Regions from separate parts of the Homo sapiens genome. Here region 2 is linked to region 1. A link is an interaction called in ENCODE POLR2A ChIA-PET data of the cell type or tissue named here. Cell type or tissue: GM12878. All regions are shown on one strand. Each heading gives the region's core, and the rest is flanking DNA. Links, peaks and the distances in the headings are about the cores only.

The links. ChIA-PET counts read pairs that join two places held together with the same protein. Peaks named below come from ENCODE experiments on the same cell type or tissue, not always from the same donor. Only the 100,000 strongest peaks of a DNase experiment are listed, where the experiment ranks them.
Region 2: POLR2A ChIA-PET joins it to region 1 with 5 read pairs; 3 of 35 experiments call an interaction of 5 or more read pairs at or near these places.

The regions. Positions count from the first base shown.
Region 1 is chr17:32,558,206-32,561,126 of GRCh38, reverse strand. All of the region lies in intron 21 of MYO1D (myosin ID), which reads left to right. Among named protein-coding and RNA genes, the nearest start is that of CDK5R1, 73 kb to the right of the region's middle. In GM12878, for the core only: no CTCF peak of the experiment used is centred there; DNase peaks (open chromatin) are centred at 1,606 and 2,566; H3K27ac peaks cover 1,921 bases.
Region 2 is chr17:32,623,290-32,626,210 of GRCh38, reverse strand. The region is part of intron 20 of MYO1D (myosin ID); the gene reads left to right. Among named protein-coding and RNA genes, the nearest start is that of CDK5R1, 140 kb to the right of the region's middle. In GM12878, for the core only: no CTCF peak of the experiment used is centred there; no DNase peak of the experiment used is centred there.

The DNA of each region.
Region 1 (2,921 bases), core at 214-2,713:
TAGCCTGGCCAACATGGTGAAACCCTGTCTCTACTAAAAATACAAAAATTAGCCGGGCGTGGTGGCAGGTGCCTGTAATCCTAGCTACTCAGGAGGTTGAGGCAGGAGAATCACTTGAACCCAGGAGGCAGAGGTAGCAGTGAATCGAGATCACACCATTGCACTCCAGCCTGGGCAGCAAGAGCAAGACTCTCAAAAAAAAAAAAAAAAGCCACGCATAGTGGCTCATGCCTGTAATCCTCGCACTTTGGGAGGCCAAGGCGGGCAGATCACGAGATCGGGAATTTGAAACCAGCCTGAACAACACGATGAAACCCCGTCTCTACTAAAAATACAAAAATTAACTAGGAATGACGGCACACGCCTGTAATCCCAGCTACTCAGTAGGCTGAGGCAGGAGAATCACTTGAACCCGAGAGGCGGAGGTTGCAGAGAGTTGAGATTTTGCAACTGCCCTCCAGGCTGGGTGACAGAGCAAGACTCCATCTCAAAAAAAAAAGATTCACCGGCTAATCTTGAGTCAGAATTTTTAACTTTAGGTATAAAAGTTATATATATATATATATATATATATATATATATATATATATATATATATGTTGTCTCTGGGTATTACTTTTTTTTTACTTAAATATCTCCATAACATACATTTCTTTCTTGCAGTAACTTTTGTGGACTACTACTGTCTCTTTTGGCTTCATCTCAGTATTACTTAAACTCCAGAAACTGTGTCTCTGATAACCTGCCATAGTCATATGAATCAATTACCATATTTATGCAAAAAAGAAGAGACTAGCTTATTCTTCAGAATAGTTTAGTATTTTAACATCAGGCATATACAGCTTGTCACAAACACTTTTTCCTTTTTTTTTGAGATGGAGTCTCATTCTGTCGCCCAGGCTGCAGTGCAGTGGTGCAATCTCGGCTCACTGCAACCTCCGCCTCCCAGGTTCAAGCAGTTCTCCTGCCTCATCCTCCTGAGTAGCTGGGATTACAGGCACATGCCACCACACCTGGCTAATTTTGTATTTTTAGTAGAGATGGGGGTTTCACCATGTTGGTCAGGCTGGTCTTGAACTCCTGACCTCGTGATCTGCCCGCCTTGGCCTCCCAAAGTGCTGGGATTACAGGCGTGAGCCACCACACCTGGCACACTTTTTATGCAGTTGGATGAGGGTTTCTATAGGATAACTACTGTGTCACTGCATTACAATACCATAGCATTGACAAATACAGACAGTGACACTGAAGAGTCAAGAAATACTTCATTTAAAGGTCTGTGGCTGGGAATGGATATAATTGATTTAAATTACAAAAAATTAATGATAGATATCAATAAAAAGAGAAGTTAAAGATAGTAAAACGTATTAGGATGGAAATGATGAAATGTGATAAAAAGATAATGGTAACAAAGTGCCAGAAGTGTTCAATTTAGGCAAATTAAATTTAACAGAGTTTAATTGAGCAAAGAATGATTCACAAATCAGGCAGCCTCCGGAACCAGAATAGATTGAGAACAACTCTGGGGCTGCCACATGGTCAGATAATGTTTATGGACAGAAAAAGAAAGTGAGTATACAAAACAGAAGTAAACTACAGAAGCAGCTGGATTGGCTACAGCTGAGCATGTGCCTTATTTGACCTTGGCTTGAACAGCTGAACACCTGTGATTGGCTGAAACTCAGCTGAAACTCAAGTGATTGAGTGAGACTCAGCTCCGAGTTTCAAGAGTAGATTATGGTCTGCTCACACATCCAGTTAGGTTACAGGTCATTATGTGTGGAGAAACCTTTAGTCCAAACTTAAAATATGTAAGGAGGCAACATTAAGCTAAACTTAATTTAAGAAAAGTATATGAGAAAAATAAATTGCGCTTCAGAAAACAGTTGAGATCCCTATTGTATATGGATTACAAACCCTTTTTTATACAAGCTTTTCTTTAAAGAACATGCCCCAACAAGTAAAGTTCAGGAAATTCAAGATCCAATTCAGTAATTTAGAAGCCCTTGAAAGACAATTTGGTTCATATTGCACACACACAAGCACACGTTCTGAGATACTTATTAAACACATGCAGATAATAAAAATAGTTAACATTTGTCTAGTCCTTAGTCTGTGCTAGGCTATATTGAAAGCACCATGCATATGTTAGCTCATATAAGCCTCACAGTAACTCTAGAAGGTGGGCCCTATTATTACTGCCATTTATAGCTGGAGAAACTGAGGCATGGAAGGGTTCAGTGGCTTTCTCAGGACCACAGCTAATTATTATAGTAATGGACCAGAGCTCAGACAGTCTGGCTCCAGCATCTACTCCCCGCCTCAGTGTCTTGTCCCAAGACTATACTCCCTGTCAGATGTAGGGTACTGGTATTATTCAAAGCAGAGGAAGTAAAATATTTAAAACGGAAGCACATTTTAAAATAGAAAATGAGAGGGGCAGAAGAGACGGAGCGTGTTAATGACCTCTATATCCTCTCATCTCCCTGGGAATTCATTCTATAGCAAAACCAGGGAGAACTGTGGAGGAAGCCTGGTTCTCTTGAAAAGAAAGAACATTTCTGGGCTCTTATTCTCAGCGGTTGTGTTATCTGACAATGCGCCCTTGCATGGAGAGTGGTTTGTTTGCTGTTTTCAAACCACAGGTGTGAGCATGTGATGATAGCAGTGCATTACTGATTTTCTGTTCATCCTGCAGTGAAAAAGCACAATGTAATGTGCTTCCATAAGGTGTGAAGTAAAACACTTTTAATCAAACTTCAAAGAACACTCTTCTCTTCTGAGAGCAAAGCCTTGTTTCCTTGCTGCTCCATCTTCTGTTCAGTGTTAACTGTCTGCTGCCCATCTCCAGCCTGGCTGTGCTCAGAAATAAATTGTTTCCATTGGGCCTAGGCACTCAAGGGTTGGAACTTACTCTTGAG
Region 2 (2,921 bases), core at 166-2,665, 65 kb before region 1:
ACCTCCCATGTGCTGTGCATTTGGCAGGCACTGGTGGTGCGAGCATACATCACGTAGCCTCTGCCTACAAGCCTTGTGGACCCGTGGGAGAGACAGGGAAGCCACCAGTCCATCGGCACAGTGCCTAGGTTGCTCACTGTGGCAGCCCCGTAGGTGCACAGCACAGTAATACCTTGCTCTGAAGAGAAAACTGGTGCTCAGAAAGGTGAAGCAATCTGCCCAGGTCACAAAGCTCACCAAGAATGGAGCTGGGCTTCATCATTTGTGTGTGTGACCTAGCCCCTAATCCCAAGTGTGTTTGACCTAGGCCAGTTCCAACAGCCACCTGCTACCTGCCCCTCCCTTTGACAGATAACACATGAAACTAAAATCCTGTTTGGGGCCCAGAGCAGTGGCTCACACCTGTAATCCCAACACTTTGGGAAGCTGAAGCAGGCAGATCACCTGCACTCAGGAGTTTGAGACCAGCCTGGGCAACATAGTGAAACCCCATCTCTACAAAAAATACAAAAATTAACCAGTAGTCCCAGCTGCTCAGGAGGCTGAGGAAGGACAATTGCTTGAGCCCAGGAGGCAGAGGTTGCAGTAAGCTAAGATCGCACCATTGCACTCCAGCCTGGGCAATAGAGCGAGACCCTATTTAAAAAAAAAAAATCCTGTTTTAAGAGGAAAGAAATAACAGAACTAACATTCATCGCATGTGTCATGCCAGGTGTTTCTTAAATGATTTAACCAGACTATATCTCAATCACTGTAAGAATCCCAGGCAGGAAGTCTCATTTTATAGATGAAATAAATTCTCAGAGAAGTTGACCACTAGCGCAATGTTTCAGTGCAGGTTCTTCTAATCTCAGAGCCAGAGGTAGCCACAAAATTAGGTATCTTTCTACCTAACTTAATTGCCAAAGTTGCTCTCTCTCTCTCTCTCATTTTCTTTATTTATCTATTTAAGTCTTTCTTACATTAATAATAGCTTTCTAAAATAGTTTGTCTTAACCTTTTGAGGATTAGTGACTTGTATGCCCGCAGGAAACTGAATAATCAAGATGAGAGTGTTTGTATTGGCCCTGGTCTGCATATCAGGAGCTCCGAAGGTATGGTCCATTAGGATACAAAAAAGGGCTGGGCACAGTGGCTCACGCCTGTAATCCCAACATTTTGGGAGGTCAAGGCAGGCAGATCACTTGAGTCCAGGAGTTCAAGACCAGCCTGGCCAACATGGTGAAACCCCATCTCTACTAAAAATACAAAAATTAGCTGGACATAGTGGCAGGTGCCTGTAATCCCAGCTACTCGGGAGGCTGAGGCAAGAGAATCGCTTGAACCCGGGAGGCGGAGGTTGCAGTGAGCCAAGATCGCGCCATTGCATACCAGCCTGGGCAACAAGAGCAAGACTCTGTCTCAAAGAAGAAAAAAAAAAAAAAGATACAAAAAAGGAAAACAAGAAAAAGAAAATATCTTCATTTCTTTTAGGGGGGAAAAAACAGCACCTTTAAAGAGAGCTGCCACGTTATACTTTTATTTGTACAGTTTGTTTCTCTCAATTGCAATCCTGCCTCCTCAAAGAAGAAAAGGTACTACTACAGTCTCAAGAAGGCCAGAAAAAATATAGTGGTTTTACTGTTAACCTGCTATTTAGAAGATCTGATTTTTATTTTATTTAGTTTTCACTTTTAAAGCCAAATAAAAAATGTTAGTATGTTAGTAGTCTTAACTCAGGGGTTCTCAACTTTAGCTGCACATTAGAATGGCCTGGAGAGTTCTTAAAATTACTGATACCCAGGTCATACTCCAGATGCATGAAATCAAATCTCTGCTGGTAGAGCTAGGCATCAGCAAGCATTAAAGCTCCCCAGGCCGGCCGGGCGCAATGGTTAACACCTATAATCCCAGCACTTTGGGAAGCCAAAGTGAGAGGACCGCTTGAGCCCAGGAGTTCAATACCAGCCTGGCCAACATAGCAAGACCCTGTCTCTACAAAAAAAAAAAAAAAACTTAAAGAAAAAATAAAATAAAGCTTCCTAGGTGACTGCACTATGCAGCCAGAGATGAGAACCACTTATCTATTCTGTTCCCCAAATTTTTTCACTTTTGTTGTTTTGGCTCCTTGGAAACATCTGTTAAAAGTTGGACTTGCTCCCAAATTCAGTTCTGCCATTAGAGTTTTTTATCACTTACGTATATGTGTGTGAGAGAGAGACAGAGAGACACAGAGTGCTAAGGTCTGAAGGTGTTCCCCCAAAATTCATATGTCAAAATCCTAACCCCCAAAGTGATGGAACTCGGAGATGGGACCTTTGGGAGGTTTCTACCCTCATAATGGGATTATCGACTTATACAAGAGGCCCCAGAGAGACCCTCGCCCTTTTGCCATGTGAGGACACTACGAGAAGTTGGCAGTCTGCAACCTGGACGAGGGCCACCAGCACCCTCATCTCGGACTTCTAGCTTCCAGAACCGTGAGGAGTAAATCTCTGTTGTTTATAAGCCACCAGTTTATGGTATTTTGTCATAGCCACCTAAATGGACTGAGACAGAGTTGGAGAGAGTGTGTGTTTTCTAGAAAGCCTCATGATCGCGTATCTGTATCAAAAATTAAATTTTCTTTAAGTCATTGACCATGGTTTAATGTTTGAGGACAGTCTCATCAAAAGATTTTCCTTAAACAAGAGTAGTATAAGATAAAGAAATCACCTTATATTTGATGATTTTCATTCCTTATAGTGGACCTCTGCATATATTGTCTCACTTAGCAACGACCCCCCATCCCCACCACTACCACACACATACCACTGGGAGGTGGCCTATACTGGTCCTGGACTGTAGCCATTAAATAAATGAGTTTGTTTCTTTGTTATTGGCTGAGGTCCAGAACAAACTTTCTTTACACAGAATTGTTACGATGAAGTTCTGCACTACAG